Linked DNA regions of Homo sapiens: region 2 is linked to region 1. The links are chromatin loops, found by intact Hi-C in ENCODE. Cell type or tissue: endothelial cell of umbilical vein. All regions are shown on one strand. Links, peaks and the distances in the headings refer to the core of each region. The heading gives the core; the rest is flanking DNA. Region 1 has its middle 55 kb from the start of LINC00377. Region 2 has its middle 150 kb from the start of LINC00377.

Evidence for each region. Peaks named below come from ENCODE experiments on the same cell type or tissue, not always from the same donor. Only the 100,000 strongest peaks of a DNase experiment are listed, where the experiment ranks them.
Region 2: a loop joins it to region 1, with 7 times the contacts of the local background. A loop is called at or near these places in 2 of 110 quality-filtered maps.

What each region holds. Positions count from the first base shown.
Region 1 is chr13:80,957,686-80,969,298 of GRCh38, reverse strand. No RefSeq gene overlaps it. Among named protein-coding and RNA genes, the nearest start is that of LINC00377, 55 kb to the left of the region's middle. In endothelial cell of umbilical vein, for the core only: no CTCF peak of the experiment used is centred there; a DNase peak (open chromatin) is centred at 6,878; H3K27ac peaks cover 1,470 bases.
Region 2 is chr13:80,865,365-80,876,977 of GRCh38, reverse strand. No RefSeq gene overlaps it. Among named protein-coding and RNA genes, the nearest start is that of LINC00377, 150 kb to the left of the region's middle. RefSeq lists enhancers at 3,200-3,279, 5,164-5,664, 5,665-6,165. In endothelial cell of umbilical vein, for the core only: no CTCF peak of the experiment used is centred there; a DNase peak (open chromatin) is centred at 5,257; H3K27ac peaks cover 1,055 bases.

The sequences.
Region 1 (11,613 bases), core at 2,091-10,090:
TGTTTCATGCATGTAATTATTTAAAATATGGTATAAAATACCTTCAGGCTAGTATAAGTATACGTGTAAGTACACATATATATGTATAAGTACACATATATGTATAAGTATACATAAGTGTATATGCATAAGTATACATATGTGTATATGCATAAGTATACATATGTGTATACATATATGTATATGTATAGGTATATATGTATAAGTATACATGTATATGTATAAGTATATATACCTATACATATACTTATATATGTATATTTATACATATACATATATGTATGCTTGTATATGTACGTGTATACATATATATGTTTATGTATAAGTGCATATGTATAAGAATACATATATGTATATGTATAAGATATATATGAAACATATATATGAACATACATATGAAACTAACATATGAAACATAAATAAATTTTGTGTTTAGATTTGGGCCCTATTTCCAAGATATCTTATTATGTATATGCAAATATTCCAAAAATCCAAAACATCCTAAGTTCAGAAATGGTCTCAAGCATTTTGAATAAAGAATACTCTATTAGTATTTTATAATTTAAATAGAATTGCATTAAAATAAATCTACTGAAGAAATAAAAAGAAATGTAAGAATAAAAAGGGAAATTTTAATATCAGGACCCTTCTTTGTGTATAAAAAAGCAGTGCACAGCAATACTGAAAAAAGTCTGCAAATCCAAAAGTCAGAAAATAATAATAAAAATAAAACAATTTTGTTTAATACTTTCCAAGGAAATGACTGTAAGAAATTTATTTGTAATCTATGTAATTTGGAATTTTTTTAAATTTGTGGCTTGGTTTGGATTCAGTTCCAGCCATATTAGTGGCCAGAAAAGCCACATTATACCTTAGGGATTAAAAGAACACTTTCATGGATAGACAAGAGTATGTTTTAACTTAGGATAAGAACTTCATGAGATGGTTTGGGGCATGCAAATATGCAGAATGCTATTTACTAATGGGCATTTTTATTAACTTAGAGATATAAAGTTACAGTTTTCTTCTAGTTAGTTGGTTAATAAATACTTCCTGGCCGACAGAAATTAGTCTTAGGCAAGTATACAATAACTTAAGGCCATGCAGAAATTCCAATGGGCTTTTAAATGTGTCTATCTATCCCTATAATGATGACTATAACCAGCTACATAAAGATCTAGGGGTCCATGACTGAGTATAGAGCATGAAACAAAAGGCAATCTAAAGCAAAGTTTAATGTGGTAATGTTTATCTCTAGATTCTTTATGTTTTCTTTGCCAGGATTTGAGACAAATCTCCCCCAAAATTTCTACTCTTGACTCTCTCTGTGTAAATGATTATACACTTACTCATGTCTGTAGGTTATTTTTTTCTTTGCCATTCACCAGAAGTAACCCCTCTCACCTATTGATCTTTGGGTTATCATTACTGGTTTCATTTCTTGTTCAAACAGGTAATTGTTATGGCAGCCGAATTTATGTCTACACACGGAGACTTTCTCTATGTTAAAGCTGTTGGCACATGTACCAGTTCAAAGTCAAATCGTCTGAGGTTTGACATCCTCTACCGTATAGCAATGCCTATCTTCTGCAGTGGTTTCACTGTCTCAGATTAAAAGCAATTCCTTCTTGTTTACAAGTTGAAATAGACCTAGTCTATGAAAGGTCTCTATTTTTCCTCTATTATTTTCCACAATGTAATGAGAATACCCTGAAAATTGATTATATACAAATAACAAATGTTAAACCAATGATTTCTATTTTATACATGATTATTTGGAAATCTTAGCTTGACCTAATGTCTAAGGCAAACAAACATGCACAAAAACATGAATACATATATATTAACCTGTGATAATTTTAAGTCCCTAACTCTCAGGAACTAGAACACACACACATGCATGCATACACACACACACACACACACACACACACACACACAGATATGTAGTCATATATCACTTAACAATGAGGATAAATTTTAAGAAATATGTCTTTAGGCCATTCCATCATTGTTTGACCGTTGTAGAGTACACACAGGCCTAGATGGTATAACTTACTACACCCCGAGGCTATATGGTATAGCCTATTACTCCTAAGCTAAACTTGTACAGCATATTACTGTAGTGAATAACAAAGACAATTGTAACACAATGGTACATATTTATGTATGTAAACATATCTAAACATAGAAAAGATAATGTGCTGTGCTACAGAATATGGCATCTATGACATCACTAGGCAATAAAAATTATTCAATTACATTATAGTCTTATGGAAACACTCTTGTGTCTGGTGTTTATTGTTAACTGAAACGTCATTACAGTGCATGACTGTATAGTACGGTTACACAATGGGTAAGATTTCAGGGATTCATAAACATAATATTTTAAAATACAGGTTTTTTAAATAGGCCACTCAATTCCATAGAGTGTTAAATTTTAAAAGTCTAGGAAATTTATCTCACTCTGACTTACTTGAAAGTATTTGATAATTCAACTGCTGATGTTTCTATAGACAGCTGTGTTTATTGTATCAAGTGAATACAGTAAGTTGAAAACTTTCTGTTTCTAAATCAAAAAACAACCTATTTTATATAAATCTCCTCTGTGGAAACAGAGAACAGGGATTCTTTTAAGTGTTGTGTTACTCATCAATATGCAAAATGCAATGTATTTTTGTAGTAAGATATTAAAAGTTTTTTTAAAAAATACTGAATAAGTTGAGAATCTGAAAGCAATATCTCTTGAAAATCAGAATCAAACTTCATTTTAATATTGCCAATTTATTTCAAAATTTCATCCAAGTAAGACACAATAGCATACTCTGTAGCTCATTTTTCTTCTTTTCTAGCTACTAACATTTCCATCCAACTTCTGCTCCTGAAAATAATAGATGATAAAGTTTCTTTCTTATCTAATTATAATTGAAAAATCCATTCATGGTCCAGGTGTGGGAAAGCTTGGCCCTGGGTACAGATCTTGGAGTAGAGAGGAATTTGCCCTTTAAGTGTCTTTCCTGTCCACTGTCCCTTAGGGATGCTGCTCACAACCAGATGGAAGAGAAGTTTGCTTCTTCACAGGGCCCAGGGAATTCTTGCTCTTCCCCCCCATACATAATCCTAGGCATCCCACTTTCATCAATAATACCAGATGCTGCCACTAATGACCTTGGAAATAATTCCATTGGTAGTTTAAAAAACAACTTTTAAAATGAAAGAATCACAGAAACATGAAAGAATAAGAGAGGAAGAGATAGAAAGGGAGAGAATGAAAAAAAGAAAGTAAGAAATAGAGAAAAAGAGGAAGAAAGAAAGAGGAAAAGGTACGAAAATGAGAGAGGAAGAAGGACGAAAAAAGGAAGGAAATTTGACAAAAGGCCATCCTATTTCTTATCATTCTCTCATGAGAATTATATCTGCCTACATTTTCTCATTTTTTTAATAATTTAACTTGCAAAATTTTACTTAGAGAAGCAAATATAGAGAATTGTCATTTTAGTAAAGTACCTGGTTCTCTCAGTGTTTGTACAATAATTGAATTCTCTCTCTCCCCACATCCCTCTCTGTCTCTGTGCACTCTACCTTTAACTTTATTGCAAATAGCAAAGTATTGATTCTTTTAAAAAGCCAAGCATCCTGTGTGAGGATGCCAGTTGTAACAATGCATTATCTCTGAAACCTCTTTGCTAATAGTGAATCTCATTGGCAGTTGTTCCGAAACTGCTGACAAGACATAGTACTATCTCTTCAATTTCATCTTCCACTTCTTTCCTCCCTTTGGGAGAAGAACATCTGTATGCCTTAGAGGGAGTTAAATATGTTAGGACAGATCTCTTGCCTTTCAGCCTACTAAGAATTATTTAACTTTTTTCTCCCTAGCTCATTCTGTAGGATTGGAGTTTTACTAGGAATCCTATATCAAAAGCCATATCTATTCACAGAATTAATTCTTAGTCAAGACATATTTAGGGAGACTCCACTTTATGTCAAGAAATGTGCTTAGTCATCAGATTTAAGAACTCAAGTCAAAGTCTTCTCATTTGGGGGAAAGTAATCTAACATTAGACTCAAAGTGTGGTATTCATTTTTCAAGAGACTTTTAAAATAGAAAATACAAAAATCACACTTATGCATGCTTTCTAAAACAATCCTGACTATCTGTTTGGTATGTATTCTTAAAACAAAATCCTGAAGTAAAATATGTAAGTATATTCTGACTGTATGTTACCATTTGGAAACAAGGACTTTGAACATTGAAATATTTTAAGCTTTGAAGAATGGAGTGCAGAATTTATATTTTGTGTTCGAACAAACAACCACGAGGTCTCAAACTATAGAATTAGGCATAAGTGAGAAAGGTAGCAGAATAGTGAGCATGAATGGGAAAGCTAGATAAGATTTTTTAAAGAACATACAGCTGGACACTAGACCTTTCTTTATGTCTCTGATTTCCAAAAGACAAGCAACACTCTTTGGTAAGGATAAGTAATTTTCAGAATATTTCTGTGTTATTTCACCTTTCTGGTCCTCTGGAAAATAAGGATTATGAATACTACAAGAATTAAATCTAACAGTACTTTAATCATTGAATCAACAATGTCTGACTTTATAGAATAATAACCTAGGTAGGGGAAAATATATGGACTTTGGAGCCTGACTGACCAACTACTTAAGACTGTGTAGACAGGAAAATTTACCAATGGCTCTGAGTCTCAATTTCTTCACCGGTAAAGCACCTAGAATTGAATATGATAGAGTAAATTGGGGCTAAATCAGTATTTTAGCAGATAAAAGTTTTGAATAGCAGAGAAAGTCACTTTGTATCAGATCAAAGACTTTATTTTTAACTACTTAAAATTATAAATATAAATTCATATTTTGAAATCCCCTTTTTCACTTTTCTCTCATTTTTCAATACCATGGACTCGTTCTTATAACTTAGAATTTTTCTTTCATTCTTTGTTTTCTTGTTTGCCAGCTTTAAATAATCCTGTAATTTCAGTTATCCTCATTAATGTAGGAAAACATTGTTCATTAAACTGTTGCTTAATTGAAATGAGGGTTTATGTCTCTTTTTACTTTTTTAGTTTAGTTATCCAACATTATTGTTTATATTAAACATTTCATAAATGCTAAATGAAGGAATAAATTATTATATAATAATTCATTTTAGTAGCTGGAAAATACACAATATCATTTCTGCATATATACAGAAAGCCATACCAAACTGCTATGCATGAGAACAAGGGACAATCCTCAAATGGTGGAATTTCAGGTATAATTGAAATAAATGTTCTGGAAGGAAGATATACAAGGGACATCTCCTATTACGTCAGACAAATCAAAGAAATAGTTTTAATATTGTCTTTGGATACAACTATAATTTTCCACTTATCAGTATCTAAGATTTAATTAGTTATGCATATAATGTTGGAATATGTTATTTCAGTTTGCTTTGCTATATGCATTTGTTCATTTACCCATTGTCTATGTATCTTTCTTTTAGTAATTCCTATGAATGGAGCATTCACTATACAGAAATACTCTTCCAGTTCTGGGGAAACAAGGGTGAATAATAACATCTTTATACTCTAAAGTGTCATTGAGATATTTAATGATACAAACATACAGTATCTTAAAATTAGCTGAGGAAATTAAGCATGATAGTAACATCTTGATAAGTAACTTGAAGATGATATAATGAATCTTCTGCGAGTCCATAAATCAAATATAGTTTTTTTGTTTACTACTATTTATTTATATAATTTCTAGACCTCAGTGCTGCTTTTAGCTTTGAATTTTTATAGAAATTGTAACCACCTGTAGTAATATGTCTTAATTATTTTGACCTAGTTATTTTACTTCTAGATGACTGCAATAACAAAACAAATAGATGATCATCATGAGGGGTTTATAAGCACAAATCGTATGTGCACTGTAGGCTAAAGTCCTATTCAACTTCATCCTCACTCTAGAACAAGGTGGGTGAAGCTGAAGACTCTGGCTGAAAAAATTTCTTGTTTCATAACAGAGGAAAGGATAGACTGACTTTAGAGATTCTAATTCTTAGTGAATCTGCCTAGAAGTAACACTTATTTTCACATTCAATTGTTCAGAGGAAATTACACGGCCAAGCCAGAGCATCAGTGTGAAGAAAGACAAGGCTTCCCAGGAGAGAGGCAGAACCTATTTCTGAATACTAATAAATCCACCACAAGGGGCCTTTATACCCAAACAAATGAAATATGACACTGGCCTGGAATAGTATGATTGCAGAATACACAGACATCAGTAGACAGTATTAGCATATGTTTTGTGGAAAGAATCAAGAATTAGTAAATGAATTGAACTGAAAAGAAAAAGTAAGGTGACTCCTAAGTTTTAACTTTACACACCCACAGTAATGTTGTCATTTACTTAAATGGAAAAGTGCTAAGAGGGAAGCAAATTGGGATAGGAATAATCACGGATTCTATTTTTGACATGCAATTAAAGTAGTCAAATAGTCCACATATATTTGCCTACTGTATATCCAGCACTGTGAAAAATTGAGAATATAGCAGCAAATTACTCAGACAGAGTCTAGTATTTAAGTATTCAAGTACAAGAATTGGTATAATTCAGAAAATAAACACAGGATAAATAAACAAGTAATATGGGGTAAAAAATGACCCTATGGGGATGAAATAGTGCTAAGAAATCGCCTTCTAAGGTCATTGCATTTGGAGTAAGATGTGAATGATGAGTAATCCCTAGATACGTAAAAATATTCCGAACTAAAGGAAGAGATGATGTAAAGGCCTTGAGATAAAAATGCACTTGACTATTTTGAGAGATGGAAGGCCATTATGACTGAAATATAGTGAATAAGGGAAGGAAGGCGAGAGATGAGAATCAAGCAAACAGATGGATGACTAATCTTCTAAGATCTTGTCACCATAGTAATAAATATGTATTTAATTACTGTTGAAATTGGAATGCATTATTAATCATAGGAAAATCATGATCTGAGTTGAACGTTAGAAGGGTCACTCTGGCTACTGTGTGGAATACGGGTATTAGGAGTGCGAGGCTGGAGCCTTGCTGTCTGACGGAAGCTATCAGGCTTAGCCCTTGGAATTTTTTTTCTACCTGTACATTTTTAGGTAGAAGCAAACTGTCTGATCTTCTCAAAGATGTAGAAAAAAAGCATATTTGGTAGAACAAGGAAGGATCTTGCTTTGCTAATCAATAAATCTTTTTATTAAACATGATAGAGCTGATTAAAATTATTACCAGAAGAGAACTTCTTTGCTTTGTAAATATGTCCATTTTATTCACTAACTACCTATTACAAATATATTGGTAATGTTAGAAGAATTCCTTTTGATCGCATCAAGTTTAAAAGCTTCTGCAAAGCAAAGGATATAATCAACGAAGTGAAGAAACAACCCACAGAATGGAAGAAAATATTTGCAAACTACCTATCTGATAAGGGATTAATAACCAAAATATATAAGGAGCTCAAACAACTCTACGGAAAAAAAATCTAATACTCTTCTCAAAAAAATGGGCAAAAGATTTGAATAGACATTTCTCAAAAGAAGACACACAAATGACAAACAGGCATATGAAAAAGTGCTTAACATCATTAGTTATCAGAGAATTGCAAGTGAATATTAAAATGAGATATCATTTCACCCCAGTTAAAATGGCTTATATCCCAAAGATAGGAAATCCCAAATGCTGGCAAGAATTTAGAGAAAAGGCCATTGCATTTGGAGTAAGATGTGAATGATGAGTAATCATACAGAAATCATACAGATTTCCTTGTATATTTCGGTGGAAATGTAAATTAATACCACCACTATGGAGAACAGTTTGGAGCTTCCTCAAAAAGCTGAGAAAAGAGCTACCATAGGATCCAGCAATACCACTGCTGTGTATATACCCAAAAGAAAGGAAATCAATACATCAAAGAGATATCTGCAATTCCGTGTTTGTTGCAGAACTGTTCACAACAGCCAATAATTGAAAGCAACCTGAGTGTCCATCAGCAGATGAATGGATAAAGAACATGTGGCACGTATACACAATGAAGTACTATTCAGCCATAAAAAAGAATGCTGTCCAGTCATTTGCAACACCATGGATGGAACTGGAGGTCATTATGTTAAGTGAAATAGGCCAGGCACAAAAAGACAAACACTGCATGTTCTCACTTATTTGTGGGATCTAAAAATCAAAACAATTGAATTCATGGAGATAGTAGAAGGATGGTTACCAGAGGCTGGGAAGGGCAGCAGGGGGATTGGCGGGAGGTGTGGATGGTTAACGTGTACAAAACAAAACAGAAAGAATGAATAAGGCCTACTATTTGATAGCACAACAGGGTGACTATAGGCAATAATAACTTAATTGTACATTCTAAAATAACTTAGAGTGTAATTGAATTGTTTGTAACTCAAAGGTTAAATGCTTAAGGGGATTGACACCGCATTCCCCATAATGTGCTTATGTCACATTGCACGCCTGTGTCAAAACATCTCATGTACTGCATAACTAAATATACCTATTATGTACCCACAAAAATTAAAAAATAATAATAAAAATAAATTTTAAAAGTTAAAAAAGAATTGTTTTTGAAAAACAGGAACAAGACTTGGACACTCTTAGTATATAACTAGCTGAGAAAAAAATGAAGTCATGAAAGAACACTTAATTAACCCAAAATAATGGAGGGAAGGAAAGCTAAAGTAACAAAATGAGTAGGGCAGAAATAATAAAATGACAAAATTGAAACCAACTACATTAGTGAATATATTAAACATAAATAGATCAAATATTTAATAAAAATAGAAATGCTTACACTAGATTAAAGACAAATATCCAAAAATATACTGGTTACAAGAGAATATACCAAAAATATTTTTTTAAGCTGAAACTCAAAGGATATTAGCATGCAAACACTAATCAAAGTGGTGATGTTTTGGTAGTAGGATTCAGGCAATAAGTGATAGCAAAGGTGAGAAAATACACTTTATAATGATAAATGACTTAATCCAATAAAAAATTTAATAATTTAGTAATTGTGAACAATGGTAATTGTAATAATGCGGCTAATGTTTAAGATCAATATACACACAGGAAAAATTGACAGGTCTTAAAAAAGAAAGAGAAAAATACACAACCATACTGGCATGATTTCATTTGTACACTTTGATTTCAGTATGACATACTGCAAAAGAAAAATTTTGATAAAAAATACCATAGCGGCTAGGCATGGTGGCTCATGCCTGTAATCCCAACACTTTGCGAGGCCAAGGCAGGTGGATCATGAAGTCAGGAGTTCGAGACCAGCCTGGCCAATATGGTGAAACCCTGTCTCTACTAAAAATACAAAAATTAGCCAGGCACAGTGGCAGGCGGCTGTAATCCCAGCTACTCAGGAGGCTGGGGCAGGAGAATTGCTTGAACCTGGGAGATGGAGGTTGCAGTGAGCCAAGATCGTGCCATTGCACTCTAGCCTGGGCGACAGAGTAAGACTCTGACTCAAAAAAAAAAAAAAAAATCCATAGCATTTTAGGGCAGTTGAGTGTGAATCTCCTTACTGTATGGTGTAAATTGGAAAGGTAGACAATCTTAGATTAGGAAGTCCTTGACCTACTATGCTATGATGAGGAGTTTCTACTTTTTCGTATAGGTTATGAAGCTCTAGAAAGGATGTTATTGGCAGGAATGACATAATTATATTTGCTTTAAAAGATTACTCTTGCAATAATACTTGGGTAATAATCTTGGGTAATACTATGGAATTGTCTGGGGAATACAAAAGAAAAATCCAGATTGAAGAGAATGACTATAGTGATTTCAGTGTAGGGTTTATTTTATTGAAGCTGGCTTTTCTGGGCCTCATGACAGAGGTGTGGACTGGAAATATGGGAGCTTTGATGTATACAAGAAATAATTGAGAAACAAAGTTCTTGGTTTCTTGGGAGTAGAGAAGGAAAAGGTGGGGTAATCTCAGAGATATTTGGACTCATTTAGAACTACAACCATAGCAATTCATATTCATGTAAACACCATTAAGTTCGCTTTTTTAAAAAAGTAGTTCATTGAATAAAAACATTTCCAACCTCTTATTTAAAAGATAATATAGTATATATTTTTAGGAAATAAGGAAGTAATTTTGCCTTCTGTTTTCAATTTACAACTAAAGCCAAAATCAACACACATACAGAAAAATACACACAAACACACATAAACACACACAAATTGAGCAAGTTAGCATTATAACACATTTTGAAAATATCCTATGAAGAATTTTGCATGTTTCTTAATGTTTCTGTTTTAATGACATGAATTATAAATGTATTTATTTTCCTGTGATTTTTATTATTAAAGTTTAGTTTTTAAAAACAGTTACCGAAATCTATAAATATATTGATTCATGTGAACGTAGATCATTTTAGCTCACAGAATTTACTTCCCCAAGTTCTTATATATTACTGATAATTTCAAGGCAGAATTTAGTATGTGGATAAATGGAGGTAGGGAATGTCTGGTAGCTGAACATGCTGTATATAAAATAGTAATAAGTGTCCATTTAGTGTTTAGTGTTTAGCTGAATTCTACTCTATTCTGTTCCCATTAAACTGAAGTTAGCGGGGAAGAGAGTACACACACTCTCAGGATAGCAATACAATATGTAAAAGGTTAGAGTGATTGAAAGGAAATTATGTAATACAATTTGAATTAAATAAGAAAGAAAAATCCTAGAAGTTAAATCTCTCAATTATCAATATTTTTTTAATTGTTCCTTATTTTTTGACCTCCAGTTTAACCAAATATGTGTATATCCTCATAATGAAATGTGGATAGCTGACTTGCTAGTAAGCTGGTAGATTGAAGGACAAAATTAATACTAAAAGTTTAAAAATTCTTCATATTCCTTGAATATTTTCTATTTGCATTTTCCTATGCTTTACCTAGTTGGTACTTAAGCACAGGAAAGCTCAATTTATGTCACTAAAAATGCTACTGCTGGAGTATGCTGGACAATTCCACGTTTTGCCCATTTGAGTTAATTCTGAGGACTTTCCTATTTGTTGAATATATTATGTTCATACTTTTAGAAATATCAACACAAAAATTATTATAGTCTACAGGGATACCTGCTGCTTATGAAATACTGAATTAAATAAAAATAGGGTATTACTTTCAAACACTAATATTTTCCCAATTCCCATATTCATGGACTTTCCCCAATTATTTCTAATACATGACATCTTTAACTTGGAAAATTAATTGAAATGTTTCAAATGTTTGCATAACATTACTACTGAGCACTTAAATTTTTCATGAACTTATGAACACTTAATTCTGAGAGTATAATGAAATATTTGCCATATTACTTTAACTTTATGTGCTTGAATAGGGGAATAAGAAGAGAAAAAATATAAAAAGATAGAGAATTTAAATTGTATGCAGAATGACTTAGCAGTCCAAGATTTAGGAAAATGTTTGAGTTGGGATATTTCTTCTTTCTTCATTATCAAAAAATAAAATTCCTGTGGTAAAGAATCAAACATCATTTTTATAATGCTAGTTATATACCAGTTCCCCTCACTGAGA
Region 2 (11,613 bases), core at 1,308-9,307, 92 kb after region 1:
CCAAACAGAATAATGAACTTATTCTATAGTGTATTAAATTATCTTTATATATAGTTCTAAATGTTTTAATATATACTATACCAACAAATTTAAAATCATAGCTGATGAACAATCAGGAGACAGAAGTCACACTAGTTATTTTATTTATTTTTACCTGTTTTAACTTTATTTGGAAATAATTTCAGACTTATACAAAGTTGCAAATATAGTATGAAGAGTTCCCCAAAACCCTTTTCTCAACTCGTTAACAAATGTTGACACATTGCATAACCATAGTATAACTATCAAAATTTAAAAATTAACATTGATATAATAATATTGATTCATCTGCATCTTATTCACCTTTATCAATTGTCTCACTAATTTATTTACACCGGCCTAACATCTAATCCGGCACTCATCATTGCATTAAGTTTACATTGCTCATTAGTCAGCTTGAGTATGTGTCATACATATTTGGCAAGAGGACCACAGAAATTTGTTGCACCCTTCTCAGTGCCTCATATCAGATATAGGATGACATGTCTCATTATTGGTGATATTACATTTGATAACTGTTAAAATGAGGTTTGCCAAGTTTCTGTCCCGCAATATTAGTATTTTCACTTTTAACTAATAAGTATCTTATGGGCAGATACTTTGAAATATTGCAAATATCCTGTCTCTCATAACACCTTCCCCAACTAATTTTGGTGCACATTGATAATTCTTGACTACAATGATTACAGTGTGTGTCTGCAAACCAAACAAAAAAGGTGATTTTTTTTTGAGATGGGGTCTTGCTCTGTTGCCCAGGCTGGAGTGCAGTGGCATGATCTCAGCTCACTGCAACCTCCACCTCCTGGGTTCAAGCAATTCTCTGCCTCAGCCTCCTGAGTAGCTGGGATTACAGGCACCTGCCCCACCACGCCCAGCTGATTTTTGTATTTTTAGTAGAGACGGGGTTTCACCATCTTGGCCAGACTGGCCTTGAACTCTTGATCTTGTGATTCACCCGCCTCGGCCTCCCAAAGTGCTGGGATTACAGGCGTGAGCCACCGCGCCCAGCCAAAAAGGTGATTTTAATTTCAGTTATTATTTTTGTATTTATATACTGAAATGCTACTATTGAAAATAGTTATTTTTTCCCTCTACTATATATTTATCTATTCATTATTTATAACCCCAGTGCAATCTAATGGATATTTACTTTGGTCTATGGGCTATAAAACATTACTATCAGCAAGGCACAGTGGCTCACAGGTAACATAGCAGAACTCTGTCTTTAAAAACAAAAATGAAAACATTACTAGCACCATTATTTTGTGGCTAAAAATGTTCCAGATTTGGCCACTGGTTGCTTTTTGAAGTCGATTCCCAAGCGCCTTTGACATGGCATCATCATTTTAAAGTACTTTCTTCGTTTCTGGAACTATATGATTGATGTTTCAGGCTCATTCTGTGCTTTCTCCTCTTACCTCAGACCTAGAATCATCTATTTCCATTTATTGGAAAATGGTATTTATAAATGAATATCTCAGCATTACATTTGCACACTGTTTTTTAGGGACAATTCTTTTAAGAATAATCTAAGCCTGAAAATAAATATATGTAAGCACATACATGCATACACAGTTAGACCCATAGCCAACTGTATATATTTAAATTAAAAAAAAAAAACAAAAAAGAAAAACCACCATGACTACATATTGGTCTTTTTGGTTCCAGTACAATTCCACAAGGGTCATCCTGGCTTTGCCTCCTTCCTTATTTTAATGCCTGCCCCATCCAGCAAGAAATCAGCTTTCATTATCCAGAATATATTTACTGGTTTGAATCAAGTATAGAAATCTGATGTCCTTTAACACTCCCTTTATCTCCTCCAATCATAATTGTCTTAAACATTTTTTATACATTTTAAATCATGTCAGTGGTATAATTTTTGTTTCAACCATGAAACATAATTTAATACAAGAGAATAAGGGAACGTATTTGCACATATTTTTGCTCTTTCCATAGTTTTCTTCCCCCTTGGTATTCAAAGATTCCATTTTTTACATTTTCTTTTGGTTGAAATAACTTCCTCTAGCTATTCTTTTTGGTCTGCTGGTTACACATTTTCAGTTTCTCTGTATCTGAGAATGCCTTGATTTTTCCTTAGTTCCTGAATAATATTTTTCCTGAATGTAGGATTTGTGGTTAAATGCTTTCTGTCAGCACTTGAAAAATGTTGAGCCACATGCTTTCTGGCTTCCAAGATTTTTGATGAGAAGTCCACTGTCATTTAAGTTGACTCCTTTTAGGTAAGGTATCTTTTCTCTCTCATGGTTTTTCAAGGTTTTTTTCGTTGTCTTTAGTTTTCAGAAGTATGACTATGATGTTCCTTGGTGTGGATTTCAATCTATTCTGTTTGGTATTCACTCAGCTTTTTGAAAATGTATGTTTATGTCTTTTGGCAAATTGGGAAAGTTTTCTGCCATTATTGTTTTGAGCAGTTTTTCAGTCGTTCCCTGTTCCTCCTCTCCTTATGGAAATCTGATGACACAAATGTTAGAGCTTTTGTTATAATGCCACAGATCTCTGAGGGTCTGTTCAAGTTTTTTTTCAGTCTACTTGTTTCCCTGTTTTTCAAATTAGGTTTCTATTATTCTATCTTCAAGTTCAATAATTATTTTTGTCCCATCCATTCTAATGTTGATCCCATTTTTTTATTATTTTATTTTTTATTTATAAAGTTTTCGTTTTATTTTTCTTTACATCTTTCATTTTTTGCTTACAGTATTATTTCATGGGTGTTTGTAATTGCTCATTAAAAATTTTCTGATGGTTGCTTTAATATCTTTTTCAGATAATTCCAAACCCTCTGTTACCTTGATGTTGGCATCTGTCACTTGTCTTTTATTATTCTATTTGAGATCTTCCTATGTCTTCATAAGAAGGGTAGTTTCTATTGAATCATATATTTTGATTAATATTGTATGGATCTCTGGATCTTATTTAACCTTCTATTTTAGCTGTCTTCTTTTGATACCACTCCAGCAGTAGAAAAAGGAATGCTGCCTCTTTACTAGGTTAAAAGTTTAGGTTCCCCAGTCTGACTTTAATGACACACAAGTTTGTGGGGAGCTCCTTGTTACTCATGGATGTGGTGACAATTCCGGCTCTCAACCAAGCAGTCACTGATACCTCTCAGGCTTGCTGGAACAGAAACTGTTTGTTACTTCCCCTCTGTGGCTTCCACTGACACCACAGAGAGGGTGGCCTCATTACTGCTGGGTGGTGGTGAAAGTCTTGATTCACCTCAAGACTTGCTCTAACACTCCAGCAAGTAGAGGACAGGGCAGCTTATTATTGCCAGATAGGAAGGGCAGTCCACCCTTTCAGGAATATTTTAAAATTTATCTTATATAGGTTTGCCTATTTCTCATTTAGTTTATCCTAAATTTTTACTCTTCTTTCTTGCCAATATAAGTGAAGTTTTCCTTACCATTATAACACCAAATTCATTATTTTTGTGTGTATGAAAGCTATTAATTGGCTTCTGAGTTTCTTTGACATGGCATCATCATTTGTAAGTACTTTCTTATTTTTTGGAACTATATGATTCCAAAAATTTAATTTAATAAACTAATTTTATATTCAACTATCTTATTGGAGACTATGAGTATCCTTGCCTTGTTTCTTATCTTAGTGGAAATAGGTCTTGTTTCCCCATTAAGTAATAAACTTTAGAACTAAATATAGGCATCATACCACACCAAGAAAAGTTTTCTATTACCTTGAGTCTTTTTAAAAAATCAGGAATGAGTGGAATTTGGGGAGACTTTTTTGGCATCTATGAAGTTTTTTTTGGTATGTTATTATTATGTGAGATATAATAGACTTACTTGAAACAACCTTGAATTCCTATAATATATTCAACTTGGTAATAGCGTATGATTCTCTTAATGTGACTTTGAATTCTGTTTGCTAATATAATATTTAGTATTTTGCATCAATATTAATAAGATATATTGATCTTCAATATTTCTTTCTTGTAATATCTTTGTCAGATTTGGATGCCAATGATATATTTGGTCTACAAAAATAATTAGAGAAGTTTTCATTCATCTTCACATCTCTGGGAGAGTTTACAGCACACTGAACTAGCCAGAGACAAGTAAACTAGAGTCATTAAAATTACAACAATTAGGTTGACCTAAGTCCCAGTAGTGAAATTGGGCCAAGAAGAATATTATAGAAACCCGACCAGAATCAGCAGTATTCCAGGAAGACAGGAAAATCTCGAGCTTATCTGGCTAAAACATTGAAAAAAGCATTAAGTACTTGTTTGAAGTAAGGATTTCTTAATGATGTAGATTATCAATATTGTGGCAGCTCATATCTCCTTGGTTGATCGTCCTATATTTATATTAACCAGTTTACACTGAAAAACATGATTTGATTAGATGAGACTCTGAAAAAGGTGAGAACAGCTTTTCCTTTTCTATCCGAGAACTTTTAGTATTTGCATACAAAGTTAGGGTCATATCTTCTGAACAGATAATAGGTAAAAACTCTCAGATTTCTGCTTTAATTTATAATATTGGACATAATAACAAAGGTATAAGCAAAAACTGCAACCAAACACGTAATGCCTTTCTTAATATCCATTCGCTTCATGGGTCACATCAAACATACTGACAGTGGGATTTACTAACTTTACTAAACATCATTTTCATCATGTATAAAATGGAAAAACTACCAATCTACTTTATTTATTTATTTAGAGACCTAGTCATGCTCTGTCGCCCAGGTTGGAATGCAGTGGCATGATCTCGGCACACTGCAACCTCTGCATCCCGGTTCAAGTGATTCTCTCATCCCAGCCTCCTGAGTAGCTGGGATTACAGGCATGCGTCACCATGCCTGGCTAATTTTTTTTTTTTTTTTTTTTTTTTGTATTTTTAGTAGAGATGCGGCTTTGCCATGTTGGCCAGGCTGGTCTTGAACTCCTGGTCTCAAGTGATCCACCCACCTCAGCCTCCCAAAGTGCTGGGATTACAGTCATGAACCACTGCACCTGGCCCTATCTACTTTAAACATGAAACCTGAGATAATTTGTGTGAAAGCAGTTAAAAATATTTAGCTTACGGCAAGTTCTCACTATGCTATTGTCTAACATTCTTAAATAATCAAAGTCATTTAACATTCTTAAATAATCAGTCACCAGTTTTAGGTGAGGGTGGTGGAGGTGGGTAGTGATTACAATGGAAAAGCTCTGTATTAAGTGGTTTCCAGCCACTTGTCCCTTCTGAGATCTCTGAATGCTATAAGCCAAGTTAATATCTTCCCCTCCTCTAAGCTCGAAGCAGGAAATTGGAGTTTTCTTTGGCGAATCTGGCCTAGGAAAAGTGACTCACAAATACCAACATGTGTGGGCTTTGCAATAAAATATTTACATCCGCATTTGATTATTTTACTATGTAGACATGAAAACCACCTGTTGAAATGTTTTGCCCTACTCCAAACAAATGCCCCAATGTAACATTTTAGCACTTCATTCTTTTTTTTTTTTTTTTGAGACGGAGTCTCGCTCTGTCGCCCAGGCCAGAAGTGCAGTGGCACTATCTCGGCTCACTGCAAGCTCTGCCTTCCGGGTTCACGCCATTCTGCCTCAGCCTCCCAAGTAGCTGGGACTGCAGGGGCCCGCCACTGCGCCCGGCTAATTTTTTGTATTTTTAGTAGAGACGGGGTTTCACCATGTTAGCCAGGATGGTCTCGATCTCCTGACCTCGTGATCCGCCCGCCTCGGCCTCCCAAAGTGCTAGGATTACAGGCATGAGTCACCGCGCCTGGCCTAGCACTTCATTCTTAAAAGTGATTGGATGCACAAGGGTTGATAGACATGCAAGAGCCTGAAAGACATACCAATACCAACGAATAAAAAAAAGTAAAAATTGGAGAAAACGGAAGAAATTCTGGAAAGAAAAGAAAATTGTACACAATACCAGCTACTATTAAAATTATTGGGGAAATAAGAAAAATTTATGTTGCATTGAAAAACTAGGATGTAATTTTAAAATCAGAGAACAACAAAAGCCTTATGATTTTCTATTGAAAAATAACTAAAACGGTTAGAAGTTGTCAAAGAATGATAGTAGAAACTAGGTATTATGATAAATATAAAAGAGGAAATAAAAATATTTAAAAATTACCAATACAAGGCATACAAAATCTTCAATATAGAGCATGCAAAATCTAACTACAAGAGGATTCAGAAATAGAAAAAGAAAAAAATAGAAAATTATTAAAGAAGTAATCAAGGAAAACTTCCAAAACTGAGAGCATAAACTTTCAAATAGAAAGGGCTCACTAAATGCTCAGAACAGTAATAGAAGACAAAACCACACCAAGGCAAATTATAGAACCACAAGTAGAAAGAACAGATCCCAAAGACTCCCTAACAGGAGAAAAACGTTTACATACAAAGGAGGAGATTGATTATGATGTTAGAGTTCTCAATAACAACACTAGATGGCAAGCAAAAAGGAAACAACATCATCAACATTCTGAGGAAAAGCTATCTCCAGTCTCAGCTTCAGCACTCCATCAAGCTATTAATTAATCATAAGTATAGATCAAGTTCAGACATGTCAGCTTAACAAAGATCATCTCACTCGCACTCTTTTAAAGGAGGCTGAAAGAAGACGTACTCCCAAGAGAAGCATACCAAGGAAGAAGCCACGGTTTTCAGGAAATAGAAGATACAATATAACAGAGCGACAATGGTTTATGGTAAATGAAAGCTTCAAGATGAAGCTGTGCAACAACGCTCAGAGAAAAATCAGTTTAGGTGAGATTAGACAGGAGAACCCACGAAAAATTTCTCAAAAAAAAAATGCACTAAATAAATTGCCCATTATAGAATTAAGTTTTACATCAGCAGTGAGGAGTTTGTTGATAAATTAGCACTAGGAACAGGGAAAATCAAGCAGAATAAAAACAATTGTTAACTTTACAGGAAACAAAAGAGTGATGTAAAAGCCAGAGAATCATGTTGAAAGACTCAAATTTAAGTAACATAGCTATAGTTTTTAAAATATAAAGATTAAATATTGATCAAACTAAAGTTGTTACATAAGAATATTGAGGCTGCTTTGTCTATGGAGTAGCCATTCTTTTATTCCTTTACTTTCTTAATAAACTGGCTTTCAGAAAAAAAAAAGAAAAAGAATATTGAGAGAATTTGTATTACGTTATTTACCAGGGGAGAAATAAGGTAAAAGTGAACTAAATGTGTATTTTCTATAATAGGAATTCATTAGGTATTGTGTAAAATGAAAACTCAAAATATAGTCATTTTAACATACTATTTAGATATATAGAGGTGAATCCTAGACTTAACAGCTAAATTCACAGATAACAGATTTTAGAGTGGCCAAAATCAGGGCATGCAGGAGCTGGACAAAGAACTGCTAGAGTTTAAGATTTATCGAATTATTTAAACATTAAAATTGGGCATACATTAATTCAATAAGAATAAAATTTCAATTTAAAAATATCGTACAAGAGGAAAATACACATAATTTTGCAGAAGATGAGAACATAAAGAAAACTGTTTAGATACAAAAGGGCAAAAGACTAATAAGCATCTGAAAAATTGTAAACTCTGTTAATGATTAATATATGCGTATAATACAACAAAAATAGTTTGTGTTTGTTGACCTGATACAAATTTCTTTCTTCAAGTTTTAAAATTATTTACTCATGTTTCTGCTGCTAGTCTAATTTTTGCAATCAAGGAGCTGCCTCTTCGTCAAACCCATGGTCTAGTTACTATGGCATTTCCCATATGTTTGAATAGCCATTGTAGAGTTTTGACATCTAGCTTTACTTGTGCCCTTTGGAGATTTGCAACCTGAAACGTAAGTTTACATCTCGTGGTGTAGTTGTGAAGAAGTGAGATGAGATGAATGATATGAAGACATATGTGCATGTCTTGTTTGTAGAGCTCTAAATGCATAATTTTGATTTTAGTGGTTGCTGGGTAGAATGACAAGAGAACTGAATCAGTGAATAAAGTTCTCTTCTTTCTTTTTTAAAAAGACTAAATTTTCTATACAGAGACACTCATGAATTCATTTACATATAATTAAATATGCTTTTTATAAAAATAATAAACTGTACATATGAAACAAATGCTTAATTACACTCTATCTACATACTTGTTTTTATCCGATGACTACTCTACCCCACTCTCCTCTGCTTACTTCCTATTTGGTTCTTGTTCTCTCTCCCATCCTCTTCCACTCATATCCATCACCCAGCATCAAACCAGAAAATCTATTTAGTAGATATTATTCTCTGTTTTCCTCTAGGCATATATAATAATAGATAAGCATATATATGTATATACACACACACACACACACACACACACTATATATATAATATATATATATTAAAAATTGTGTGTGTATATATATATATATATATATATATATATATATGCACACATCTCCTTATCCATATATATATACATACACATATATGGGGAAGTTTTATTGATTTACAAAAGCAATAATTACTATATAATTTTTCTCTATTTTATTTTCTCACTTATTATAAACTCATGGAAATACCCTAATATGGTGACAGCATAATAATTCATGATACAATAGGACTATTTTTACACAGCCATTTTCTATTGATGACCATTCATTTATTTGCTGTTTTGTCTCTATGAATGAGACTTTGTAAAACAATAAGCTTTTATAACAAATATTATTAATCTCTTAATTTAATTAAATCAGCGAAATTAAATTAGATTCTTGGTTTAATCGTAACAAATTATAATCACTTTATTATATATCACTGGCTAAGGTATTTTTTTCTCCCTTAGCTTATAAAAATAGAGATTCCTTCCTCTGTGGTTAGAGAAGATGCTCTTCTCTAGTTCTGTAGCTATAGAATAAGGATTTCAAAAAGTTTGACATATAACCTGTACAGCAAATATGGTTAACAATGCTCCTGATAAAACTAATGTTACTCCTAGCTTCCCCTTCTCTCCTTCTGTCCTCTCCCTTCCTCTCCTCCTTTCTCTTTTCCTGTCTTCTCCTCTCCTTTATTTCCCTCCATTCTCCTTTATTTTCTCCTTTTTTGCTTTTCCTTCTCTGGATATTGTTTCAGATACATTATCTTCATACTCTTCACACAATCTTCACCTAAGCTTGCCCCTTCAGCTAAAATAAAAGATAATTTTCAACTTCCTCCTTAAAAAGTAAGTTTCAGAGATTAAAATTTGTTTCAAACAGGTTCCACATGACACATACTGAACTCATTCCGAGATGTATAAACGGCTGAATAACTACACCTGAATAAAGACTTACATGAGGGCTAAATCCTTCTCAAATTAAATGTGCATTACATGTACCTTCTTTTGGCAGACAAAAACCCATCCTTTATTTGCTGATTCAAAATGAGGCTGTGGAATGCTGAAGTTGAAAGAAGCTACAAGTTGTCTTTTAGAGTTGTATTAATAATAGCTAGTTAGTCCACACTACAGAAGGCTCCCATAGTGGTGGTAGGTGTGAATGCAGACAAGCTATGGCAAGAGAAATAATGGAGATGGAAAAAAAGGCTGGCTTGAGGGGAGTAGGGAGAAAAAACAATATGAGAAGAGAAAGGTGGAAAAGGAAGTCTAGAATGTAATAAACTCAAGGAAACACAGATCAAAAAGGTAGAGCTAAAATTTAATCAGTAAAATTAAAGGAAGAAGAACAGATTGTGGATAGTGATCTAGGTTCAACTGAGGAAACTCTTGCCAGAGTCTATGAGCCAGAGTAGTTGGAGCAGCCTTGTTTTCCAAGGCGGGGAATAATCAATCGCAGAGTTTTAACTTTTATTTTGGAGCTGTGCCTGAAACCCAGACTGAAAAAGTTTGCTTACTTACATGATCAGAAGCTGAAAACAATGTAATTTAATTTAGGCAGCCCATGTGTGAATCTAGTTAAAAACCAATACATTTGGATTAATTATGTATTTTCCAGGTCTGTATCAAGTGCAGTCCATTCAGAAAGCAGAGATAACATCTTCGTACTGCATACATCAAGGGAACAAGAAAATCTATTTTGTATCCTTGGCATTTGATAGAAAATGACTTGAATGATTCCTTTTAGGATGCTGTTTTGTTGACAGTTACAATGTAATTGAAAAAGAAGCCTCCTACTTTGTTTCTTTCATGAGGCAGCATGGATGTGAGCAGTGGCCCAGGCAAGAATGTTTCCGCTGGACACTAGCTTTTGCTTTTTTTAAAAATGCTGATTTTTATTACATTCTAAAAATGAGCTATGCCATGTAAAAAGGCAAGTTTAAAGCAAAAATTGGAATTTTAAAGTTTCTCATTGGAGACATTGGTCAATAGCTGACTAAGAATGGCAATTTATGGCCCGAGGTGTATTTAACAAAACTGTTTTCTGTGTGGGTAACTACTGATGCAGGCATTTGGCTAATAATGGGCACTTGAAGGATCTGTGCTTGAGTCAATACGATTTCTTAATGTGTTCTCTTAATGGACCATATACTTTCTATTTTGAAGGTTATCAAAGCTGCATTATTTAGTTAGTTATATATTGGATTTAGAAAGTAGGCTCTCAAAGCCTATGCTGTGCATGGCGTTTATTGAGTACCTACTCTTCTGAACTCTTAAATATAATGTGCTCACAGCTTGGTCCTTCCTTTCTAATAGCATGATTATATACTGTTTTTAATATACTTATTATTTTTCTATTTGATAATATAATTCTTTAATAGCCATATGGGAATCTCCATGAAGCTAGTTAAACATGGAAAAACACTTAAAGAGAGCAATGTGGGTGAGCTTTTTCTCCCTTGAGCCACAAGAGGTTGTAAACTTCTTTTCTTTCTGTTAAAACTCATTTCCCTTCCTGGTTCCCACTTTGTCTAACATTTTATTGTAATGTTCCTGGAATCTATTTTGTAGATTTTTGAGGGACTATAACTGTGCATTGCAGTTTCCATTAATATTGTTTTCTGGTAATGGACTCTGTGCCTTCAAAAGAACAATAATACTTAATCTTTTGTATTATAATTATGGATCCTTCTGTATGTAGTAGATGAACACAGAAGTAAAAGAAAATAAAAGATCAAAACTTCAGTCTTAGGACTAAATAATGTTTAGATTTTTTTGTTTTGCAGAACTGTCCTTTGAGCCAGAAACTGTCAGAAGAATAGATTTTTCAGCTTTCTTCTAGGATATTATTTCTGGGAAACTTCTCCAACAGCTTCCATCTTCCTCCCAATTCCTGCCATTGACCATCTGAATCCCACAGACTTTCTGCCTTTTTAGGGTTTTTTGGTTCTTTATATTTCCTCTCTTTCCCCTGCCTTCTGCCTTCCTGTCATCAATCAAGCTATTAGCAAATACTTTGTCCACTCTGCAAAGCTGCAAACAGAACACAAGACAGTAAAAATTCAATAAGTGCTATAAAGGGTAATAGAGTCTAATTAGGGAGATAAAAACATCGCAAATGAATCCATTAAGTAGAACTAATTACCACCATTACCTATAATAACAGCTAACATTCAGAGCCATTGCTTTATACTAAGGGCTTTATACACATCATCTCATTC